2 separate regions of the Mus musculus genome follow, and region 1 is linked to region 2. Evidence: chromatin contacts called from ENCODE Hi-C or POLR2A ChIA-PET data. All regions are on one chromosome and are shown on one strand. Each heading gives the region's core, a stretch centred on a gene start or an enhancer-like site at or near the end of the contact. The rest is flanking DNA. Distances are from core to core; before and after follow the strand shown.

Region 1 (7,292 bases), core at 1,247-3,746, 830 kb before region 2:
ACCGCTGAGTCATCTCTCCCGTCCCAAATTTTATTTTTGTTTTGTATTTCTGTTATTTTTTAAAAAACTTTTAAATTTGATTTTTAAAATATATAATAATATATTAATGACATTTCTTCCAAATTTTATCTTTTATTACATTTATTTATTTGTGTGTGTGTGTGCGCGCACACGCGCACGTGCAAGTGCACACCACAGCATATATCTGGAATTCAGAGGACAACCACTTGAGTCCTGGGGATCAGACTCAGGCCAGTCAGCCTTGGCAGCAGGTGCAAGTGAGCCATCTCACGCGTTGACTTTATTTGTTGTCCGTGGATTTCTTTCTTACCTGTGTGAGGAGTGGGTGGGGCCTTTCTCCCCCGCCCCCCAAGTGAGAAGTGGGTGGAGCGTTCCCCCCCACGTGAGGAGTGGGTGAGGCGTTCCCCCCTCCCACACACGTAAGGAGTGGGTGGGTTCAGTCTTTCTCATTGAAGCATCGGGTTACCTCAGCATCCTGCTAGTTAACTGGGAGGAGGCCCACGGGGCACCACAGTTTGCTCTTTTGTGAAGAGCGATCTGTCCCTATCTGTGAGGGTTTATTTCTGGATCTATTCCATTGATCTGCTTGTCTATTTTTAAGCCAATACTACACTGTCCTGACACTTTTAACGGCGTTGGATCCTTTGACAAAAGGCTGTCCCCACTCTCACCTACCTTCCAGTTCTCTCAGCTCTTCCGAGACCTCTTCATATCCACATGGCCTCCCGAATTGGCTTCTCAGCTTCTGAATCAAAGCTTGCGGGGGCTTTGATGGGGGAGCCCCTAATGCTGTGCTCTCCCTAGTGTCTCCTTTGGAACTGTGTCAGGTAGCACCCCACTGTGTGGAATGGCTGTGGGACCCACCTGTAACCAGTAAGTGCGGGGGGTTTAATGTTTAATAAAGGTATCTGGTACCCTTAGGGTTTCTGTATATTTTTTTTCTCCCCAAGATCAGGTCTCATCTGAGGAGTGAAGACCTGAAAACCTTAACTATGCTTTTGAAGTTACCATCGTTCAAGGTCCTTGGTCTTCTTAGCTTAGTAAAGTCGTTTCTTCCCCGCCAAGGAAGCCTATTCAAAGCCTTCCTCTTCTTCACCTGTCCCTTGTCACCAGCCTTAGGCGTTAGTGTTTGAGGATTCATAGATGGAGGACAAGGCGAGGGTTTCCTTTTCCAGAAAAGTTAGAGGGGAAAAGTTGCTTGGAAATGCTGAGTGATCCAGTCACCTCTGGGTGTGGTTGGCCGAGCTGACAAGCCCCTCCCCACTACTCCGGGCTGGTTCGTGATGGGCAGGTACCACCTGAGGCCCCACAGGCCCAGCCGACAGCCTCACCACCCTCTGCCAGTCCCCACCTCCCCTCTGACTTCTCTGCGTTCCCTGGTGGCTGTAACCAGGCTTGCCCTTCAGGGAAGGTATTTTACAGAGGACCTGTCTGCTGCTGCTGCGAGAGGGAAGAAAGGCAGAGAGGCTGGGGTGCAGTTCCATCAGGCTGCAAACTAAGGAACGTGAGGCTGCCCCTGGGGAGCAGGAGCCGTTAAACTGTCAAAATAAAAAGTCAACCAAACTCCTCGGGCCAATCGAAAACACTTAACTCGGGCTGCAGGCGGCGCAGCACCAGCTTTGCCTGTGAAGTGCTACAAGGAGAAAAAGGGCTGTGGGGGGATTTGAAGAATGCTGAAAAAGTTCTAAAATATTGGAATAAACCTAAGTCAATAATACATTAAATCTAGGATTCATAAAAAGAAATAGTGGTGAAAATCTTCTCAAATAGGTTTTTATTCTAGAATCCGATGATGGATCTCTTGGAGCCCTGGTTATCCTGTAGGTGTGGTATTCTGAAATACAACCTGACGCGTATATATTGTCAAATAATAAAGTATCATGAAGCCAATCAGCTGTGAGCTCCCCACTTGGCAGTTTGGAAGTAAAAACCCTTTCTCCTTTACAAGGCCAAGTGACTCTTAATTCCTCCCAAGAGATCTCAAGTTAAAATGTGTTCACTGCCAGCTGACAAAAGAGGCGAGTTTAGATTTATTACCCTGGCACCTGCAGAAAAAAAAAAAAAGAAGAAGAAGAAATGACGGATGATGAAAATATATTTAATTATCATTCGCTGCCATGGCTCTGTCTGCTCTCTCGTAGCGCTGCAGCTGTTGGCACGCACGTTATTTTAAAGTCAATGTGCTTATCTGGAGAGAAGGCCGCTCTCTGAGCAAATTGACTTGGGGGAGGAAGGAAATGGCGAGATCCTCTCGACCCAGCTGAACAAACTCAGATTTGTATTCTGTGCGCCTGCTTTAATTGTCTAATCCACCGCACATCACATCGGCTCTGGGATTTGGCTTTGGTAAAGAAAACATTTACAAAAAAGTAAACTTTTCCAAGGCCTTTCTGAGCCAGATATGAGTGGGTCCGCCCCCCTCCCCCTTCCTGGAGTGTGAAATGAAGGCTAACACTAGATGCTTGGGTGTGAGAATAGCCAACAGCACCATCCAAGGATGGAGGGAGGCTGAGCGAGCCCTAGCTGGACTCTCTCGGCTCGGAAGGATGGGCTTAGGATCTCAGTGCAAGGAGACTTGGATCTGAGATTCCTGTTGTCATGAACTCTGGCTGTTGGAAGTTTAACACTGAAGTGATGGGCGGGTGGAGACACAGCTTCCCAGACCCTGCCCCTCCTCACTGGAACTCTAGGCTGAGCAGTGGCGTTCTGCACTGTGTCTTGCATGCAGCACATCAGATTGCTCGAAGTGATGCCTGTGGGGATTCCAGCTTGGCTCCTGGGACTCTATGCTGTTTGTTTATGCCTAGGTTGTGTTGGCTGCAACAAAAATAACCCAGATAATAAGCAGTGTCTATGATGGCAGCTCTCCCATGGTCTCTCTTCTTATCCAGAGAAGCTACACAGCGTTTTGTGTGTGGTGGTATTTAGTCCAAAGGGATGGAATCCCACCAAAAGCGGGATACAAACAGCTGGCACGGCAGATAGGGTTTCAGGACGGGGATGGTGCAGTTAGGACTCTAGGACAGGGATGGCGTAGGACCTTTCTGATGGGGCTGGCAGCAGTAGTGGTGGCCAGTCAGCAGTGGAAGCCTGTGGATGGGGTGACTGGAGAGAGGTGTCAGTGGATGTGAGCCAGTGCAGGGAGGGACTCCCCCCCCCCCCTTCTCTTTGATGAATAAGGATTCAAGATTGCATCTGCTGAGCCTGCAGGACCTGACTGAGGGAGGAAGCTGAGCTCAGGTTTGCAGATTTGGGCATGAGCAGAGCTCTGAGCCCTCAAGTGTTTGGTCATCTGGATCGCACTTTGCCTAAAAGCCAGAGAGCGCATCCCATGGTCTTCATAAGCATCAGTGTTACCATCGTCTTCATCATCATGACTGTTGTCACGGTTGCCATCTTCATCTCACTCATCACAGTCACTGCCGTCATCACCACCATAGCTTTACCTGTATACCAGTGTCATTGTTGCTGTCATGGTACCCCATAGTACTGCTGTCATCGGGTCCCTGTCAGTCACTGATGTCATCGACATTATCCTCTCCACCATCAACATCCTTGTCACCGTCATCACCATTGTCACCATCACCATCATCTCTGCTTCCATCATCATCATCATCACCATTACCATCACTGTCATCACCATCATCTCTGTCTCCATCCTCATCTCCATCGTCTTTATGTCCAGCATCATCACCATAATCAGTACTATCTCATCTCACTTAGTAATGTACATTGCCATTTATCCTGTACTTGGCTCTTGGGTGAATCATCTAAATCGGTTGTCTCCTTTAATCCCACAAGACAGGTGATCTGTTGTGCAGAGGCTTCCGGAAGCGACTGAGCTAGAAGCCAGACCCTGGAGTCCACTTTGTTACTTACACCTCATCATTAACGGACCTCACAGGAACACAGCAAAGTTCTAAGGGATAACAAAAGGGAGAGACAGGCCAACCGTGTGGTTTTGTCAATAAAATATCCTCAAGGATGTCAGGAGTTCTGAGACTGAAGGCCAGCTCCTGTATGCCCCTCCCCCGTGTGTAGTTTGTGGGAGGAGGGACCCCATCTCCTCTGGAGGACAGGCTGCTGGGTGGGTGGGCTGTTTAAGGAAGTTCACTGGAGTGCAGGTACTGGAAGCTTGGGGGCATCATAGCAGGAGCAGTCCAGCCCCTCCCCCCCCCCCCCCGCTGCAGTGGGGCAGGGGCAGGAGTCCCTGAACCCCAGCCTTGACAAATGGCTGTGAAGGTCTCCATGGCACCCAGCAGCCCATCTGCGTTCTTGGTTTGTGGCTTTCTGGGGTGTGGACTAGCCAGAACTCAGGCTTCACGCTTCCTGGCTGAGCTACCCGGACACATAACAGGGCTGTGGTCACGGATGGTGGGGGATTTGTCACCTGCTGCTTTGATGCTCTACAGTTCTGTGCTCAAGCAAGGTTTGGGGTTCCGGCTAGCTCCTGGGGACTGCTAGGTCCGAGAATATGAACCTCTCAAGGATACTCCAGCAGATAGAGGTGTGTCCTGATATCAAGCTCCGCCCTCATAGTCACGTGTTCCATGTCAAGCTCCACCCTCATACAGTTCTTTCCCTGGAACCCAATACAGACATGCATAGCGAACCTTACAGAGGTACCATGATACACAGGACTGTGCTGATGAGACCTTGGGGGCTCGAGAGGCAGAGGGGCAGGGATAGCTCCACATCCCCTTCCTACATGGGGGAAACGGTCTTGCCATCTCTAGCTCATCAGAGTGACTGCGGGCAAAGTAATTAATACTGATTTTATTTCCAGCTGAGGCTGATGAGTCTCTTTTCCACATTAATTTTTATTAAGCTTTTTATGTATTATTTCAAAACCACATACTATTCAGAGACAGTTTAGGACACATTATGGGTTGTACATTTTGTAATTATCAAATGGCCTCCGTCCAAAATATGGAAAAGAAAACAAACGTAGTTGTTTCCCAAGGAAGGGAATCGCCATGGTGATGTGTAGACAGGCCTTGGAGCTGCTGGCAGCCCCGCAGGCTCGGTGCTCGGGACTCTGTGCTGCCTGCTGGCATCCAGGAAGGAGCTCTAACATGTCTGCCGGAAGCCTGTTTCCTTGTCTCCTTGTCTCCAACCTCAGGGCCCCTTTCAGCTTGATTCCCAGTGACAGACAAGAGCTCCCTTCTCCATGGGCTCAGGTGCCTTTCGATCCGAGTTGTCAGACAGATCGTGCGAGTCCTCCTTTCTGCCCAGGTCCCACCTCGTGGAAGTTTTCTCCATATGCCAAAGCTAGAAAGGACATCCAGCATGTTCATAGCATGGGGATTTGCTTTCACAATGACTGTTTTCTCCCAAAGCGTTTGTGCTTCGCTATCCCCCTGCCTCAGTGTGAGATCCAGCCGGGCTGGTAGCTTGTCTGCTAGTCCATCCGATGTCTGGCTGAGTGCATGAATCAATGTCTCCTCTGGACTGGGAGCTAGCTCCTCCAGCTCAGGGATAGCTGCAGAGCCAAAGTGCGTTGGCTTCCCTCTCAAAGCCAGAACAGAATCTGCACGACAGGATTCTCATAAGTTCAGGCATGGACGAGCTCCAGGATGAGGAGAAACAAGTTCAGGATGGAAAACAAACCTTGGCCTGGGCCCAGCTTGGTGGGCTAGGATTGTGCAGCCAGCCTGGGGAAGCCACGCCCACTAGGCTGCCACTCTTGGTGCCTGCACAGGCTCAGAGCAAACCCCCTCTGCCTCCTGCCTCTGCCTCTGCCTCTGCCTCTGCCTCTGCCTCTGCCTCTGCCTCTGCCTCTGCCTCTGCCTCTGCCTCTGCCTCTGCCTCTGCCTCTGCCTCTGCCTCTGCCTCTGCCTCTGCCTCTGCCTCTGCCTCTGCCTCTGCCTCTGCCTCTGCCCCTGCCCCTGCCTCTGCCTCTGCCTCTGCCTCTGCCTCCATTGCGTCTCTTTTTTTGTTCTTTAATTAAATTAACTTTGTCATGGGCTCCCGTAGCCCAGGCTGCCCTTGAACTAGTTTTATAGCTAAGGATGACCTTCACCTCCGGCTCCTCCCTTGACCCTACCACTTCTGCCTCCTGAAGGCCGAGATTAGAAGCAGTTGCCACCAGGCCCGGTTTTTCTCACCTTTTAAACAGATTTTTTTTTTTAAAGGAAGAATTTTCATTTTACAAATGGTTTCCTGTACTTTCCAAGTAATGTTCACAGCACTTATACACTCTTTCATAATTGGCTCACACAATACACCCTGTTCAGAATTTTTAATCAACCATGGCAAGTGGCCCCAGCAATTTAAATAAAAAAGTATAAAAATGAATTTAGTATTTTAATATAGCAGTGGCATTAGCCTTATATATGTGCTTGGGCAATTTCATGCAGGCTTACGGTCTTATATTCCTTTTCGTTTGCCTGGTGGGTGAAGTCCAGCATCCAGGCCATGGCTCTTTATGGAGAGCTGGCTGAGAGGAGCGCAGTAGGGCATGCTCTCCCTAGAGGGTTGGTCATCCGGGCGGCACAGGGCAGCTAGGGTAGGAGGGACTCTGGCCTGCTGCTGTTGGACACACGATTCCCTTGGGCGAGCTTTGGTTAGTGTAGAATATGTGAGGGATGATGTAGTCCTTCAGCTTCTAGTGATTTCTGTTGAGGACCTTTGACCAGCAGGGCAGCATGCTGACCACTACACGCATGTTATCCCTGTTCTACCGAACATTGGATGGCCACATCTAAATGTGAGGACATTTTCCATGTACATGACCACGAGCTAGCCCGTCCAGGGGCAGAAGGTGCAGTCACCTTGCCATGCATCCACCATCATTGTCATCCCTCTCCAAATGCCTTTCATTTTCCAAAACTCTGCAGTGCACACCCAGCACCCCCGCCCCTGCCAGCCCCTGGGCCTACCCTGCTTTAGCGCTATGACTCTGGTTGCCGTGGAAATGCGTACGTGCGAGCCGCATGGCGCATGTCCAGTTCTCTTGCGTGAACCACACAGCGCATGTCCACTTGTGACCGGCTCCTTCACCTGGCATCATGCTCTCAGGGTTCAATCTGTACCGGAGCCGGTGTCACTGTTTCACTCTTTTTAAGCATCCTACAGGTTTTATCTGTTGGTTTGTCCATAAGTGGACCCTTGGGTTCCTTCTGAATGATGGCACTGTGAACGTGTATGTGCAGACCGGGAGCGAGTCCCGAAACTCATGCTGAACTCTGAGTTCGTGGCTTGGCTGAGGGCCTCCGGCTCTAAACTGAGCTCTTAGGACAGAGCCTAGCGCCTCCCACCCTGCCTCCTTG
Region 2 (7,205 bases), core at 1,100-3,599:
GCTCTCCCTCAGTTGCCCAGGCTGGCCTGGTACTGGAAATCCTGCCTCAACTTTCCAAATGATCCTGTCTAGAGGTGCAGGAATGGGTTCATAATCTCTGCAAATTAGAGACTTAGGAGGCAGAAGGATGAGTTACCACAGATCTTGGGAAGTCTCTGTGGAGTTATCATAGAGACTGTGGATAATCAGGATCTCTTCATTACTAAAATAATTTAAGACTGGATCAAATGGGAGCTTGAGGATAATATAGCAGAGTTTAAAAGAAAAACCCCAGCTGGGTGTGGTGGCGCACGCCTTTAATCCCAGCACTGGGGAGGCAGAGGCATTCGGATTACTGAGTTCGAGGCCAACCTGGTCTCCAGAGTGAGTTCCAGGACAGCCAGGGCTATACAGAGAAACACCCTGTCTTGGGGGGGGAAAAAAAAAAGCAAACAAAAAAAAAAGAAAACCCCCAGAGAGTCAAGCTATTCATCTTGAAGCTACCCGGAGTAAGAAAATAGAAAAGTTAAGATGGCACTGAGGTCAGCACATGGCTGCAGGGGTCAGCACATGGTAGCAGGCAGCTACACGATGCGGAGAGGAGCTTTAGAAAAGAGTGAGGAAGCCAGCGTCAGAAAGAGAAACAGAAGAAAAAGGAACAGTTCTGCCTTTCCATTCCAGAGACTCCAGAAAGGAGATGCACACCTTCTCAAGGTGAAGCTGCCTTCATGGAGTGTCCTAGTGGGGTCCTGGACTGCACCACTGAATTAAGCCCTAAGGGAAGAGACAAGGGCCTGTGTTCCCCTGGAGGCAGGTTTCACTCCTTACTTAAGTACTTGGGGTTGCAGGCATGAGCCACCAAGCCCAACACCCTCTGTGGATCTTGAAGCTCACATCTGACAAGCTGTCCTGGTCTTCTTTCTGTCACTCCAGCTTTCCGTACCTTCAAAGCTGAAGGGGCTGGCTCTGTCTTTTCCCTTTGCACATAGTGAAGAACCAGTCCATTCCACAACTCCTAAAGCAGTTGCCCAAGTTTTATTGTATATATACATGACTTAGCAATTTTTAAGAATTAAACTACTCCTACTGTAAGAATTTCCAGTTTGAAGCTGGGCGTGGTGGCACACGCCTTTAATCCCAGCATTCGGGAGGCAGAGGCAGGCGGATTTCTGAGTTCGAGGCCAGCCTGGTCTACAAAGTGAGTTCCAGGACAGCCAGGGCTACACAGAGAAACCCTGTCTCGAAAAACCAAAAAAAAAAAAAAAAAAAAAAAAAGAATTTCCAGTTTATAAGATTTCCAATATGAACCTATGATGGAGGTCAGCCAATGTATGTGAGGTATTCAATCTCCATATAGGAAGGAAAGCAAGTTTATATCCTGTCGGGGGTTTGTATAAAAAGTACTGAGACTTGCCAAACGAGCTGGCTTTCTCTGAGGTGGGTACAGATAGGACCAGGTGAGGGTGGGTCTCCCTCCTGTAAGCTGAAAGATAACTATTAAAAACTCAGGAGAGAGCCGGTGGGAGGGCTCGACAGGTAAGGGTGCTTGCCACACACCGGAGGATTTGAGTTCCATCCGAGACCTTGTAGTAAAGAAAGAACACACTAAGGCGAGTGGTCTTCTGTGAGTTTCCACGTGCACCCTTTGGCACAGGTTGAGATGCACACACAGTAACTGTCAACCCAGAAGTGTAAAAAGCTGAAATAAAATGAGATAATTAAATAATTTATCTTATCGTAGATGATAGCATTGCTCCAACCCGAGGGTGCAGTAGGACATTTTATTATTTGTGTGCATATGAGTGCAGTGCCCGTGGAGGTCAGAAGATGGCATTAGATCCTCAGGATCCGGAGTTAGGCAGTGGTGAGTCTCCCCAAATGGATGCTGGGAACCGAACCTGGGTCCTTTGCAAAACCAGCAAGAGCTCTTAAAGCTTGACACCGTCCTGTGACCCAGGGGACAGGGTGACCAGGCCTAGCTGGGAGGGACAGGCCTGGGATGACGTGGAACGAAGACTAGCAGGCCAGGGGCAAATAGAGGGGATGTCACAGTAAGGGGCAAGAAAGGCAAACGGTCCACAAAAACCGTAATGTAAGACGGCTTCCAAAAATGACTGAACTTCAGCCTGTGAATTCGCATGTGCTAGGATTACAAGTGTGGGGTTCAGGCTGTAGCCCAGCCAGGCCTCAAACTCGGAACCACTATCAACTTAAACGTCGAAGAGGCAGAGAGGGGCAATTGCGCAGGCGCCCGCAGGGTGGGCGGTACCGTTGTCTGGGGGCGAGATGGTACAAGCGCTGCGCAGCCGCAGTAGCCTCTATTCGCTCCTCCCCCCACCCCCACCCCGGGGCCTGGGCTCAGCCGGACATGACGCAGGCCGAGGCGGAAGCGAGGGGTTGTGCGCAGCCTCAGTGCGGGTGGCGCGCATGCGTGCTGGGTACACGTCGGGTGCGAGGTTCCTGCGGACTAGCGGTGGCTTCGCGTGGGTGGAGGAGGCGCGGCTGCAGGTCAGCGCCCTGGGGCTAGAGGCCGGGCTGTGATCCGCCCGCTGCCCCGGAGGGTCCCGGCTGGGCGGGCTGGGGGCAGCGGCCGCAGTGCATGCCGGGCCAGGCTCTGCACAGCATCCTCCGGGTTGGAGCGAGCGCAGTTACTGGAAGGCTTGACCAAAGTTGTGATGCGTGGGGAGCGTGCAGGGAAAGCACGCGGAAAGTGCCTCCGAGTGGCGGCTAGCTGTTCCCGGCCGCAGCAGGGCTGACCTCCTAAAGAGATAGTCCATCTTTATTAATCATTAGCAGTGTGGTCAGAGATTTAGCACCTTTGGACTCCCCCAACCCGGTCCTGACATTTTAGCAGTTTATTGGAACATCAACAACAAGAACAAAACCTTCGAAATTTACAAGTTGGTTTTTTACCAGTGAAATTGTGGATTTGGGGTTTTTTGTTTTGCTTTGCTTTTTTGTTTTGGTTTGGGTTTTTTGAGACAGGGTTTCTCTGTAACCCTGGCTATCATGGAACTCACGCTGTAGACCAGGCTGGCCTCGAACTCACAGATAGATACTCCTGTCTCTGTCTCTTCCTCCCAAGCGCTGAGACTAAAGGTGTGCGCTCGACTCGCTCCCCCTCCCCTCCCCTTCTCTCTTTCTCTTATTTCTCTTATTCTTTTCCTTCCCTCCCTCCCTCCTTCAGAGTATTTTAAGAAAACCAGCCTCTCCACAGTGTGACTGATATGCAGGGCCCGTTATGTGACCTGTCTTCGTTAGAGATTGGTCCTAAGAAAGCACAGTAAGGGAAAATGCAAAGAATACTAGCACACATTGGCAATCCCACATTTATTATTTTTTTTAAAGGATTTAGATTTTGGTTGGTTGGTGTTTGTTTGTTTGTTTGTTTGTTTTTCGAGACAGGATTTCTCTGTATAGCCCTGGCTGTCCTGGAACTCACTTTGTAGACCAGGCTGGCCTCGAACTCAGAACTCCACCTGCCTCTGCCTCCCGAGTGCTGGGATTAAAGGCATGCAAGGATTTAATTTTGATGTATCAGCATTCTGCTTGCATATATGTATGTGCAGAGGCCAGAAGAGGGCGCTGTATCCCCTGGACCTGGAGATGCAGACAATTGGGAGCAGCCCTGTGGGTGCTGGGAACTAAACCTTGATCCAGTGCTCTTAGCCACAGACTACCCACCCCAGCCACCCTGTTTTCATCCCGGGATTAGAGTGCTGAAACTCTGCCATGTGAACCAGTTTTAATCTAAGCTGCTTGCTTCCATGGATCCCAACCTGTCACACAGAAGTTATTTACTCTGCGTGAACAGATGGTTGTTACAGAGGCAACATTTTGAACACTTTTTTTTCCTGTTTTTTTAAGTCTTTAAGAAATAGAAATGGCTTCCAAAAGAGCTCTGGTCATCCTGGCCAAAGGAGCAGAGGAGATGGAGACAGTGATTCCTGTGGATGTCATGCGGCGAGCCGGGGTGAGTTCCCCTCATGGGCTAGCTCTCCCTGTTTTAAAAACGAGGGGACTCCAAGTCACTTTTATTTGTTTAATGTTGTGTGTGAGCTGCATCCCGTGGTGCAGATGTGGCGGTCAGGGGCTGTGCGCTGTCTTCCGTGTTAGCCTGGGCTCCCCACTCTGTGTTTATGTGACACGGTGAGCATGGGATGCACTCAGGTTTGCCAGGCTCACCCTGAGCATTTCCTCACTCAGACCTGGCAGCAGCATGGTCAGCTCTCTGCCTCTTTTCACAAACCCCAGGCAGAGACGCTCAGCAGCGCTGATTTCCAGTTAGAGCAGGGCTCAGACCCGGTTTCTTCATTTCACATCGCTGCACAGTTGGGACAGCATAGGAAAGCCACCACCCCTCCCCTCCAGTGACAACCTTATGACACTGGAGTAAATACTTCGAGGCGTTCATTCATCTTTTGTGTATATATGAATGTTTGCCCACATGTTTGTCTGTGCACCACATGAGAGCCTGATCCCCTGGAACTAGAGTTAGAGGTGGTTGTGAGCCGCCATGTCGGTGCTGGGAACCAAACCCCGGGGTGATCTTAACCACTGGCCATCTCTGCAGCCTCTTTAATAAATATTCTCTTGTGGGGTTTATTTGTGCAAACGTGAGGATGGTTTTTCAGGCTCAGCACCTGAAGGTGGGGTTGCTGACTGTGTAGTCAGCATCACTGGGTTCTGAAAAGTTGCCTCCAGTGCACTCACCTGTCCTCCCCCAGGACTGTCGGGTATCTCCTGAGCTTCGGGGACTAGCAACTGGCAGTGTCACCTACTCAATGTTTTACAGGATAAAGTGTTGTTTAGTTGTGTGCTGTGCACTTCTACTTTAAGAAAAGCCCATACGGTTGTAATGATAATGCCACCCTCAACCCGTGGGTTATTATTAGGACGGCCCGGTAACTCATCTCCCAACTCAGCACTTGTGGAATAGAGGGTGTTCTAGCCAGGCAGAGCCAGAGTAGTGGCTCAGCTACAAATTAGGGCTGTCCCTGGCAAACCAGAAGAGACCAGGTGTTATTTACCGTTGCCTGGGCTTGGTCTTGTACTCCCCGACAGGTTACTTACAAACCACAGAATGGGTGTCAGGCTGCCCGGAGTCTGTGCTTTCATGGTCTTGAACATCTATCTGCTCTTTCTCTAGATCAAAGTCACTGTTGCAGGCTTGGCTGGGAAGGACCCCGTGCAGTGTAGCCGTGATGTAATGATTTGTCCAGATACCAGTCTGGAAGATGCAAAAACGCAGGTTTGTTTTGTCCACCTGGACTCTTTCTTCTTGGGGCTTATTAGTTCTCTGAACGGCTTTTGGCTGTATCCGTGACTGCAGTTAGAACAGACTTCCTTTAGGAGAAGGACTTGGCCTGGGTGGAGGGTCTGGATCCTGTGTCAGAAGGTGGGTGGGGATGGGCACGGTGTGGCTCAGTGGGAGAACACTTGCTTAGCTAGTCTGTGGGTTCCATGCCCAGCACCATAAAGACTAAATAAATGGCACGTATGGCAGTTTATACTATTATGATAGTGCTCTCACTCTCTCTCTTTGTTCTTTTTAATTTCAGCAAGTTTAAAATGAATTAGGTTTCTTGGATATTTGAGTGTTTAAGTCACTACAATACTGTGATTTTTCTCTTCACAAAGTTTTAGATTGCTAATTTTTTTTCTTTGCCTTTTAATATTTGGGTGTTTTGTTTTGTTTTGTTGGTTGGTTGGTTTAAACTTTTAAAAATCACTACCTGGGCTGTAGAGATGGCTCAGTGGTTAAGAGCACTGTCTGTTCTTCCAGAGGTCATGAGTTCAATTCCTAGCAACCACTTTGTGGTGCACAACCATCTGTAATTGAATCCGATGCCCTCTTCTGGTGCGTCAGCAACAGGTTGCTCATATACATTAAATAAATAAATCTTTTTTAAAAAATAGTTTTAAAAATATCACTATCTGTATTTCTACTGAAAAAGTCACATGGTAAAGACGTTTATATATAAAGTCAGAGTGACACACCCCTCTTTTCTGTGGGTATTTTTTTTTTTTTTTAGATTTATTTATCATGTGTAAGTACACTGTAGCTGTCTTCAGACACACCAGAGAAGGGCATCAGATCTCGTTATGGATGATGGTTGTGAGCCACCATGTGGTTGCTGGGAATTGAACTCAGGACCTTCAGAAGAACAGTCAGTGCTCTTCATGGACCGCTGAGCCATCTCTCCAGCCCCACACCCCTCTTTTCTCAGGCTGGTCCCTGTCAGCTACCGGGTGTCTCTCCAAGGCCCGTGCTCCGTGTGGGTTCCTCGCCACTCAAGTGCATTTACACTACACATGCTCGCAGGGCCTCCTCTCAGACAGGTTCCATCACAGTTTTCTACATTTTAAATAAGACACTGTGTGTGTGTACGCGCACACCCAGGGAACAGGGTAGGGTGTTGGATCCCCTGCAGCTGGAGTTAGAGGCAGTTGTGAGCCACTGTGTGGGTGGCAGGACCTGAGCTCCTGTCCTCTGCAGGAGCAGCAAGAGTTCTTGACAACTGAGCCATCTCGCCAGCCTTCAGACCTGCAGTTGTTGTTTTGTTTTTGTTTTCTTTTTTTTTGTTTTTTGTTTTTTTTATTGGTTACAATGTTCCACCAGAGGGATACACCTTTATTTATCTGTTTCATTTTGGGTGGTTTGTTGTTGTTATTGTTTTGAGACAGGGTCTTGTGTACCTGGCTGGCCTTACACTGAGTAAGTAGCTGAGGGCAGCCTTGAACCCTTGACCTTCCTGCTTCTACCTCTTTCTATGGGTGTGCACTACTATGACTAGCACTTAGTCATTTTTGGTGTTAGAGTCAAACGCAGGGCCTCATGCTTGCTAAGAATGGGCTCTGCCACAGAGGTACATGTAGCTCCGCCCCCACCCCAGGCACACATAGTTTTCTTTGGCAGATACTGGGCTGCCATTTAACACAGTAAAAATGAAATGTTTCCTTTTATTTCCCAACTCGCAGGGACCATACGATGTGGTGGTTCTTCCAGGAGGAAATCTGGGTGCACAGAATTTATCTGAGGTAAAAGCTGCACAGTCATGCCTAAGCGAAGGGCTTGTGAGGAAAGTCGCAGCTTCTGCTTCGCTGTCTTGCGTTTGCCCTTCTGTGCTTCATGGGTGTGCTGTAGGCACAGGAGAGACAGCAGAGGTTGGCAGTGAGTGTCTCACGCTGCAGAGCACAAGTCAGTGGGCCCACGATCATGGAAT

The links. A loop is a pair of places that touch in the nucleus more often than their neighbours do. ChIA-PET counts read pairs that join two places held with the same protein, here RNA polymerase II (POLR2A).
Region 1: a map of v-Abl transformed pro-B cells shows a loop between it and region 2 (4-fold over the local background). The contact joins the enhancer-like site here to the promoter of Park7 in region 2. A Hi-C loop is called at or near these places in 1 of 37 maps with a recorded cell type or tissue (v-Abl transformed pro-B cells). POLR2A ChIA-PET finds 5 or more read pairs at or near these places in 1 of 5 experiments (embryonic stem cell).

The regions. Positions count from the first base shown.
Region 1 is chr4:151,736,820-151,744,111 of GRCm38, reverse strand. All of the region lies in intron 3 of Camta1 (calmodulin binding transcription activator 1), which reads left to right. It overlaps Gm52710 (a long non-coding RNA gene), which reads right to left. Exons shown (of 3, transcript XR_003955315.1): 1 at 1,030-7,292; 2 at 697-885; 3 at 1-331. Among named protein-coding and RNA genes, the nearest start is that of Gm52710, 4.3 kb to the right of the region's middle. Within about 2 kb of position 2,496, at least 1 of the 3 ENCODE cell types and tissues checked has a DNase peak (open chromatin) inside an H3K27ac peak, as active enhancers do.
Region 2 is chr4:150,905,065-150,912,269 of GRCm38, reverse strand. It overlaps Park7 (Parkinson disease (autosomal recessive, early onset) 7), which reads left to right and starts at 2,349. Exons shown (of 7, transcript NM_020569.3): 1 at 2,349-2,487; 2 at 3,847-3,952; 3 at 5,129-5,230; 4 at 6,961-7,020. The coding sequence starts at 3,863.